Linked DNA regions of Homo sapiens: all the other regions are linked to region 2. Evidence: chromatin contacts called from ENCODE Hi-C or POLR2A ChIA-PET data. All regions are on one chromosome and are shown on one strand. Each heading gives the region's core, a stretch centred on a gene start or an enhancer-like site at or near the end of the contact. The rest is flanking DNA. Distances are from core to core; before and after follow the strand shown. Region 1 holds the start of ESRRA (estrogen related receptor alpha). Region 2 holds the start of ZFPL1 (zinc finger protein like 1). Region 3 holds the start of PCNX3 (pecanex 3).

Region 1 (2,883 bases), core at 329-2,828, 780 kb after region 2:
ACGGGTTGCCCAACCTCGGGCCTAGGGCCAGGCTTCCAAGCCCAGCAAGTGGGGAAGAAGGGGGGCAGAGTCCAAGGAAGGACTGCCCAGGAACACTGCCCCCTCCTAGCTGTTGCCATGGAAACAGAGTCTTCAGGGCCAGTAACTGACAGCAGGTCTCCCCCTTGGGAACCTGGGGGAGGCTTAGAAAGCCCCTACTCCCACCCAGGCCAGGGAGCAGGGTAACCGTAGCCCCCAGGCAACCTTCAACCCCACCTGGAATCCCTAGCCAGGAGCAGGATACTTCCCAGTTTTCTCCAGATGTTGGGGGGACCTCTGAGACCCTGCCCTCATCTGGGTATTCTGCATTGGAGAGCAGACCCAAGGCCAGTGGACGTGCTCACACCGAGTTCACACACTCCACTCACCGGGGTGCTCAGGAGCCCCACAAGCCCACGCAGGCTCGCTCTCTGCTGAGGGCTTTCACACTTGCACCGGCCTTCCCAAACCCGTGCTCACTCCTGCTCACACTTGTGCTCACACACTTCTCCTGGAGCGCACACCCCATCCACGAACTCAGTCAAGGCTCATGATCACACACACTCTCACTAGGTCTCCCCACATCCACACGCACAGGCACGGACTCATGAAAACACCTCCAGAGCTTTTCACACCTGACACGCGGCTGCCCTCCTGCCCCAGCATGCCGGTCCCAGGCACACGGCGGGCGCCGCTCCACCTCCTCGCGACCAGCCTGCAGGTCCACTCTTATACTCCCGCTGTCGCAGAGGCCGCCACCTCCCGGGGCGCCGCGTCCCGCCCCCAACCTGCGCACACCTTTGGGAAGTTGCCTAAAGTTGCTACGCCTCCCCCTCCCCGCCCGCGGGAGACCTCTACCAGGTTATCAGGAAGTAAGTGGGGAGAGCCAAGGAGGAGGAAGTTCTCCCCTGCCGGTGCGATGACCTTTGACCCAGAGAGGAGGGTGGCCCCAGGCCCCTTCGAGCGCCCCCACGTGGTCTTCAGAGCCCCTTCCCAGACATAGAGCCCTCCCCGTCTTCCACCCCGGCCAGCCCCAGGGACTTCGGCAAATGCGGGATTGAACCCTGCCCCGGAGCGGGCTGGATCGGAGGCCCAACCCTGACCCGAGTCAGGACCCGCAGCCAGAGCCAGATCCTGCCCCAGGCCGGCCCACCAGGACTCGGACGCCGGATCCCGCCTGAACCCTGACCAGTCCGACCCTCGACTGGGTCCCAACCGTGGCCCGGACTGGCCCCAGAGTCGGACCCCGCCTGCAGCCCGCCCCGCCCGCCTCCCTGCCGCGCTCGCACATGGCCCCCGCGCCCCGCCCGCCCACCCCCGCGGCAGCGCTCCCCTCCGCCCCCGGACCTGGGGCTCCGGCAGCGCGGTCGGGCAGGCATGGGGGCCGAGCGGCCCGGAGTGCCGGAGTGAGCCGGGGGCCGCGGGCGGCCCCTCCTCCGCCGCCTCCTCGGGCCGCGCCGCCCCACCGCGCCGCGTCCCCTCACTCGGCGGCGCCGCCGGCTGCTTGTAGGACACAAAAGGACATCGCGGCCGCTTCCTACTCCGCTTCCTCCAGCTGACAGCGGGGGTGGGGCCGGCCGTGCGCATGCAAAGCAGGGGGCGGGGCCCGGGGTCCTATGCTAATCAGACCAGCGGGGCGGGCGGCGCCTGCGCGCCCGGACGAGTCGGGGCGGAGCCGGCAGCGCCAGTGGGCGGGCCTTCGTGCAGGTCCCGCCCCGCAGCCCGCCGAGCCACTGCGGCGCACATGCGTACGCGGCCCCTGGGAGGGGCGGGGCCGGAGACGCGGAGGGCGGGGACAATAGAGCCGAGAGCAAGTGGGGCCAGAAGCGCTCTTTCGTAACGGAGGAGGCGGGGCTTGCTGCGCGCGAGAGGAGTGGGCGAGGCGGTGCAGGCTGCAGTCGCGGAGCCAAGAGACCACTTACAGATGAAAACGCAAGGGCGGGACGAGCGGAGAGGCTGGACCTGCTACCTATGCTTGAGGGGCGGAGCCTAGCGCGCCGTCGCGAGGAGGGAGGTGCTGCCCCGTTCCCCCTACCCCCTTCCCCCAAAGCGACACCAACTGAGCACTCGAACCGTAGACCCAGTAGCCCCACAGAGCTGCGGAACTCGGGGTGGGTGAAGCCGACTTAAAACATGCAATAAGTCCTGGATTGCGAGTCCCGGAAGGTAGGGCCGATAGGGCCCGGACGGAGAAAGCTCAAGGTCACTGCGGTGACCGAATGAAGGTCACTGCGGTGACCGAATGAAGGTCACGGGGAAGGGCGGGGCCACGTGCGTCCGCCTCACGCGGGCTGTCCTGCACTGACTCACGGACCATGCATCGACTCTTTTATTTCTTTAGGACTCAAATTCCACTCGGATGGGGTCAGGCTTGGGTCTGGGGACCGGGCTGGCACGGGGCTGGTTCGGGTCGCTGCTCGAGCCCAAGGTGGCGTTTTTAATTCACGTACAGCCTCTTGCTCCGGCGCTTCTTGAGCCCTTCGATGTATCGCTGCAGCTCCTTAGTCAGGAAGTGGTCCCTGCCGATCCCTAACTGGTAGCCTAGGAGGAGGGCAGAGCTCGGCTCAGGGCAGTGAGCAACCGAAAGGTCTCCCCACCAGGGGGCGCCGCATGTGTGATTCGAGGAACCGCAGATGATTCGAGGTAGCAGTAGCGCAGGGCACTCAGGTCTGTGTTAGCCTGGGGAACTTTGCATCTCTAAGGGTGCTGAGTGTTAAGGTGGAGGATGGATGAGGTCAAGGCTAGGGAAGAGGTTGCAGGCCTGAACTAGGGCGGTGGTAGCGAGCAGTTTGCCCACCTTCTGGACCAGCCACCCACTCTAAGCCATCAGCTGGCCCTTTATCACCGCTGGGCTTTCCTACCACA
Region 2 (3,107 bases), core at 496-2,995:
TGGGTACAGGAGCCCTCACACATACACATCTATACACTCACAGGTTTGCTAACAGGCACCCTCAACCATGCATTCTCTTGCACTCCCACAACACACCTGTGTTCATATGTTCACATACATACATTTACCCATTCATTCACCCCAAGTACAGATCAACACACTAACACTCATTTAAACACACAATGTACATTAAGTGCCTGCAAGTACACACATGCACTCACAAGGAGAAACACATATGGAGCTGACTCTTGCATGAGCTCCTTCAAAAACTGGAGCTAAGGCTCTTACCCCAGATTCAGGTCAAAGTCATGACACATATGTCTGCTGACTTCTTTTAGCTAACTTTAATGTGGGAAACTCACTTCCTCTCTGTTTAGCCTTGGAATCAGTGGTGGATCCTGAATATCTGAAAGCAACATGCCGGTCTGGCTAGCTAATAGTCACGGCCACCAGCATACCCGTAAGCTTGACTGGTTCTCGCTGAAACCTCCAGATTGGCAGGGCTTAATTTTTAGGAAAGAGGAACTAGGAGCTTTAATTTTTAGGAAAGACAGTGAGGCCTAGAAAGGAAGAATAACTTGCCTGAACTTACACAGCAGGTAAGGAACTTTAACAGGACTAGAATCTGGGCTCTGAGACTCGGGGGACTCACTGTCCTGCTGCTTGAGGAGGGCCTGGAAACCAGTCACCAAGCTGGCCCCTGAGGCTGGCCTGATCCCCCCGAGGTGCCAAGGCCTCACCATAGCAGACAAGGCGGGTCGTCTCTCGGCTGGCCAGGGGTATGTTGCACAGGCGGCAATTGGGGTTGTAGTCGCTATCTTGGAGCCATTGCAGGTAGGACTGGACGATGCACTGGAGTGGGAGAGAGATGTCACAACTGGTGCTGGGGCTGCTCGGCCTATCACCCCAAGGTCCGACTGTCTCTTTTTCTCTAGCCACAGAGGAGACTCATCCTTTCGTTTGTTTAATCAATAAATATTTATTGAGCACATACTGTGCACCAGACTCTCTCTTGGGAACGGGGGATATATCAGTGAACAAAATAAATCAAGTCCTTGCCCTTGTGGGGCTTACATTCTAGCGCGGGGCCCCTCATGGATTTGGAGGAAGCCAATACCGCCTTGCCCACCCAGTGCCCTGCTCAGTCGCTCCCCTGAAGGCCCCACCTTGGCGTGATTGGCTACCAGGCAGTGCTCGCAGACGTTGACCCGATGTTCGAAGCAGAACAGGTTGGTCACCTTTCTCTTGGGGCACTTACAAAGCCCCATGATCGATCCTGGGAAAGGGGCATGAGTTGGTAGGAAGTCAGGTTCTGGTGGCCACCACTACGCTCTCACCAGCCCAGTTTCCACTCTTAACTCCCCCAGACACCTCTCATATTCGCCCCGATCTCAGATTCCTGCCCACTGTCCCTCCTTATGCGGAGAAACACCCCCTGCATAAATCCCGCCTCCGGCGACCCCTCAATCCTTCTGGATCCCGCCCCCGGCCAGGCCCCTCCATCAGAGGCTCCCCGATACTACCGGCCCCGCCCCCAAGACCTCTCCTGAGCCCCACCCCCTCCAAGTCCCGCCCCTTCTCTACAGACCCCAGTCTCTGTGTTTACTGATCGGCCGCTGCACTGGTTCCGAAGGGCGGTAGCGATGGCTCGAGGCGCGGAAGGGCAGGGACCACTCTCCCCAGGGCTCCTGCGCCTCTCCCTTCAGCCCCGGCCGCCCCGATTATCCCTCCGCTGCCACGTCTCTTCCGGGTGCGGCGCGCGCTGATGACGCCATCGCGCCCCTGGGCCACGCCTCCGCTGCCGCTAGAGGTGAAGACGGGTGGAAAAGACTCGGGGTTCCGAGGGCCGCAGACCGCTAGCCCTACGTCACTTCCGCTTCCTTTCCCGCAGGGCGGGTAATTCGAACGTTTTTTGCAGCGAGTGGCCTTCCCGGTTGGCGCGCGCCCGGGGCGGCGGCGCTGGAGGAGCTCGAGACGGAGCCTAAGTTATGTCTGGGAGGCGAACGCGGTCCGGAGGAGCCGCTCAGCGCTCCGGTGAGCGGAGGGCGCGCGGGAGACGTGAGGTCGAGCCGTTTGGGGGACGCAGTCCGGTGAAAGATGGCCTCTTCCCTCCCGCTGCCGCCGCCGGAGGAGGCGCCCTTAAAAGGGCTTGTTTGGGAATCTTCTCGCTGTCTCTAGAACCTGTTCTCTGGACTCTAAGGTCTAGAGTCCTCCTCTACCACTTAACTTTTTTCTCTTTCCAGGGCCAAGGGCCCCATCTCCTACTAAGCCTCTGCGGAGGTCCCAGCGGAAATCAGGCTCTGAACTCCCGAGCATCCTCCCTGAAATCTGGCCGAAGGTGAGCCCCAGATTTCTCACTTCCTCCCCTTGTGGCCCCTCACCTAATGTTGAGCTCACGTTCATCCCTCTTCTCCAGACACCCAGTGCGGCTGCAGTCAGAAAGCCCATCGTCTTAAAGAGGATCGTGGCCCATGCTGTAGAGGTAAAGGCTAAGGAGAGTGTTGTGGGTGGTTAGGCGGGCAAAACTGGGGACCAGCTATGTGATCAATTGGTATTGTCCCCCGCAGGTCCCAGCTGTCCAATCACCTCGCAGGAGCCCTAGGGTGAGTTCACTTTCATCTACTTAATTAAGTAGAATCTGGGTCACTCTAGAGCTGGACAGCACACATTGGCTCCTCACATCTGCCCAGGGAGCTGTTTTGCAGTACTGCAAAAACAGTTTGCCTGTGGGCACCTGCATGCATTGCCAGTCTTGATTACTCCCTGAAGACTTAATACACTTAACTTTTTATGCCTTGTGTATTTCTACCATTTTCCTGGAACTTCCTTTAAAAGCTGAGCTATGTCTTAACTCCACGTACTGCCTTTCTAATCCATTATGCCTTCAGCTTTCATGTATGGGTGTTCTGAGATAAGTCATGTGTATGACATTTTTACAGTTTTAGCAGAAGTTATTATCAAAGGATGTTTCATTAATAGACAATCTGAAGACATACTGACTGAGAAATGTGAACTCCTTTGAAGAGCTGATAGGGCTTAGAGTCAACTGGGGAGAAAGACCAATGACAAGTGATAGCAACGTTGTGTACTGGGACTGCAATAAGGAA
Region 3 (2,827 bases), core at 108-2,607, 530 kb before region 2:
AGGACAAGTGTTCACAATCACTCAGAGAGCCAATGTTCCCTAAGCCCCTACTCCACCCTGCAAGGTTCCGGCCCAGGCACCAAAAACCCTCAATCCCCAGCACAGCCCCTACCCCACCCACCTGGGTGGATTGCTGTCCCCCTGGGCAGGCTCTTCCTCCAGCTCCCCCATGGTAGAGCTGCGCTTCTCCACGATCTCGCCCTGGTCAAACATGGCATGAAGCCGATAATTGACAGTCTTGATAGTAGCAAAGATGACAGCCACCACGAGGCAGTACACGCCGGCCACCATCAAGCTGGGAGGCAGGACCTGAAGATGAAAGTAAGCCAGGTCCCTTTTCACAAAGCCTCGCCCCCACAGGATGTACCTGCCATCAACATCATAGCTGGGATTCACAGACTCACAAGAAAATTTCATCACCTCTCCACACAACCAGTACACAGACCTCGACAAAGGGCTCTGTATTCTGCTTAGCTGGATGAGATTAAGTGTAGGGTTCAAGGTCACTCGATCCAAGAAAGGAAGACTTTGGCCCCTCTTCCACACAGACCCAAACTCTGCAGTGATTCCTCTCTCTCCACGTCCCAGAGCCCAGGGCACTGCCCTGAATCCCTGCCAGGCTGCCCTCCCTCTCCCGGCTGGAGTTACAGGTGGCCGTGGCGTCTCACCATGTACAGTAAGAAGGGAAAGATGAGCAGGAAGATCCAGACATAGAGGTGGAAGCAGTTGGAGAAGGTGCTCTGGTGCGGGTCGAAGAACCAACCGCCGGTGAGCGAGGCCCACACCCCCTGGCGCAGGATCTGCAACACCTGCGACCCCATGGCCCCGCCGCTGCTGCCCGCGCCCCCCCTCCCGGGACCCTCATGGGGGCGGCCCCCGGCCCATGCCCCGTCTGGCGCCTGAGGGCCCCGGGGCCCGGCCTCACGCTCACGCCATGGCCTCCCCCAGCGGGGGAGGGGGGCTCGGCCGCGCGAGGGTGCGAGCAGGGGGCGGGGCCGGCCGGGACAGTCAGTGGTGCAAGGCCCGGACGCGGGGGTGGGGCTGCATCAGGGGCGGGGTCCGGGTCCCCACTCCTGGCCCAGAATTGCTCCGAGGGGCCGAGCCGGCAGGCAGGCGCGGGGCACGGGCCGGGTACCCGTCGGCGGCATCCAGAGGTGGTCGTGGGGTGGGTGCTCCCGGGGTGCAGGCGACAGCTCCCTAGTCTCCGGACCAGGGAGAACCCCAGGATCTGGGGTCCACTTTCGGGGTCGCAGGTCACTTGCTTGGGGCTCCGCGCTCGCCCGGCTTCTGCTGGTGCCGGCCTAAGGAGGAGGCCGGAAGAAGGAGCCGCGAACCGCCAGCCTGCAGTGGCGCATGCGCCCAACGATTCCAATTGGGACCCGGAAAAGGAAAACTTGACGGCATGAATGCGCAAGCGCAGAAAGGTGATGGCGCGGTAGGACGCGAGGGGTGCCCTTTGGGCGTGCGCAGACTCCAGGACTAAAGCAAGTTCGAGCGTAAAAGCGTTTGGGCGCATGCGTAGACCCAGGCGTTGCCAACCCAGGGTAGACGACTGGGCGGAACCAAAGAGACAGTTGAGTAGCCATTGGGTAACGGCAAAGTAATTGGCGCACAGCTCTTCCAATGAGTTACAGGAGGCGGGGAAAAGGTGGAGGCGTGGACTCCCCTAGTAGCAGCGAGAGTTCTGCACTACCGAAGCACGCCCCTCTCGGCCCGCCCCCTTTAATGCTGGACCTCGTACGTCACGACCGATTTCGCTCCCAGCGGCGTCTACTTCCGGGTCAGAGCTCAGACCTAGGGTGTAGAGAACAACCTTCCGTAACAGGCAGGAATAGTCGAAATAGGATAGCGTCGTCTTTCTTAAAGTGACAGGCTCAAAGCAATTGGGGCAGCCCTATCCAGAAGTTGTGAGGGCGACTCAGCTATTCTGAATCCAATCCTGGGCAAAGTTCTGGACAAGTCTCAGGTTTCTGCCAATGGGGAAGGGATATGAAGAAGCGGATTGTTTCCCAGGTGAGGAGAAGAAGAGAGCCTTAGGCAATCCACTCCAAGAGCTTGAGGTGCAGCCAGTTCCGTCTGTCCTCCAGTCTTCCCCACCCCATCCAACTAGCTCTACGAGGCAGAGCTTTCTCGTCCTCATATCATATATGAAAAGAATGGCCGGGCGCGGTGGCTCACGCCTGTAATCCCAACACTTTGGGAGGCCGAGGCGGGAGGATCACGAGGTCAGGGGTTTGAGACCAGCATGGCCAACATGGTGAAACCCGTCTCCACTAAAAATACAAAAATTAGCCGGCCGTGGTGCCACGCGCCGGTAGTCCCAGCTACTCGGGAGGCTGAGGCAGGAGAATCTCTTGAACCCGGGAGGCGGAGGTTGCAGTGAGCTTAGACTGCGCCATTGCATACCAGCCTGGGCGACAGAGCAAGACTCCGTCTCAAAAGAAGAAAAAAGAAAGAAAATAATGAGGCTCAGAATCGATGGATCGCACAGTCCCACAACTTCGCAGCCAAGACCAGACTCGGGTTCACCCCCTTCCCAAGTGTGGTTCTGTAACCCCGTTTTGCTGCCGCCGATGCGGATGCAGAGGGCAGAGATGGCCCATCCTTAGCAGAGACCAACCTCCACCCTAGGCAGCAGAGCACGCAGCTGGGGGCTTTTCTTTCTAGATCTCAAAAGCCTGCTGTGATGGGGGATCTGGTTCTGCCCTTTCCCTCTCTGCCTCTCCTGGCCCGCCTACCCGGGAACTCCCCGCCTGGAGCCTCTGGGAGGGGAGCGGTGCAGGCCGCCCGCGTCATCTGATGCTGTTTCCTGCAGGAGGGAGAAGAG

The links. A loop is a pair of places that touch in the nucleus more often than their neighbours do. ChIA-PET counts read pairs that join two places held with the same protein, here RNA polymerase II (POLR2A). Pooled maps may share reads with other maps.
Region 1: a loop to region 2 is called in a pooled map, with 12 times the contacts of the local background. The contact joins the promoter of ESRRA here to the promoter of ZFPL1 in region 2. A Hi-C loop is called at or near these places in 1 of 37 single-sample maps with no recorded cell type and 8 of 50 pooled maps. POLR2A ChIA-PET finds 5 or more read pairs at or near these places in 2 of 52 experiments (CD4-positive, alpha-beta T cell and GM12878).
Region 3: a map with no recorded cell type shows a loop between it and region 2 (15-fold over the local background). The contact joins the promoter of PCNX3 here to the promoter of ZFPL1 in region 2. A Hi-C loop is called at or near these places in 2 of 37 single-sample maps with no recorded cell type and 8 of 50 pooled maps. POLR2A ChIA-PET finds 5 or more read pairs at or near these places in 1 of 52 experiments (WTC11).

What each region holds. Positions count from the first base shown.
Region 1 is chr11:64,304,219-64,307,101 of GRCh38, reverse strand. ESRRA (estrogen related receptor alpha) reads right to left here and starts at 1,578. Exons shown (of 7, transcript NM_004451.5): 1 at 1,366-1,578. It overlaps CATSPERZ (catsper channel auxiliary subunit zeta), which reads right to left. Exons shown (of 5, transcript NM_001039496.2): 5 at 2,332-2,559. The coding sequence ends at 2,456. KCNK4-CATSPERZ (KCNK4-CATSPERZ readthrough (NMD candidate)) reads right to left here. Exons shown (of 11, transcript NR_133662.1): 11 at 2,333-2,559. RefSeq lists an enhancer at 882-951 and a silencer at 1,362-1,871.
Region 2 is chr11:65,082,860-65,085,966 of GRCh38, reverse strand. It overlaps ZFPL1 (zinc finger protein like 1), which reads right to left and starts at 1,745. Exons shown (of 8, transcript NM_006782.4): 1 at 1,589-1,745; 2 at 1,167-1,276; 3 at 741-852. The coding sequence starts at 1,268. It overlaps CDCA5 (cell division cycle associated 5), which reads left to right and starts at 1,927. Exons shown (of 6, transcript NM_080668.4): 1 at 1,927-2,034; 2 at 2,244-2,338; 3 at 2,417-2,482; 4 at 2,568-2,603. The coding sequence starts at 1,989. RefSeq lists enhancers at 442-1,026, 1,616-1,885, 1,966-2,195.
Region 3 is chr11:65,614,306-65,617,132 of GRCh38, reverse strand. PCNX3 (pecanex 3) reads right to left here and starts at 1,357. Exons shown (of 35, transcript NM_032223.4): 1 at 669-1,357; 2 at 122-309. The coding sequence starts at 821. RefSeq lists a silencer at 863-1,112 and enhancers at 1,243-1,292, 1,303-1,452, 1,733-1,822, 1,883-1,932, 1,815-2,701 and 1 more.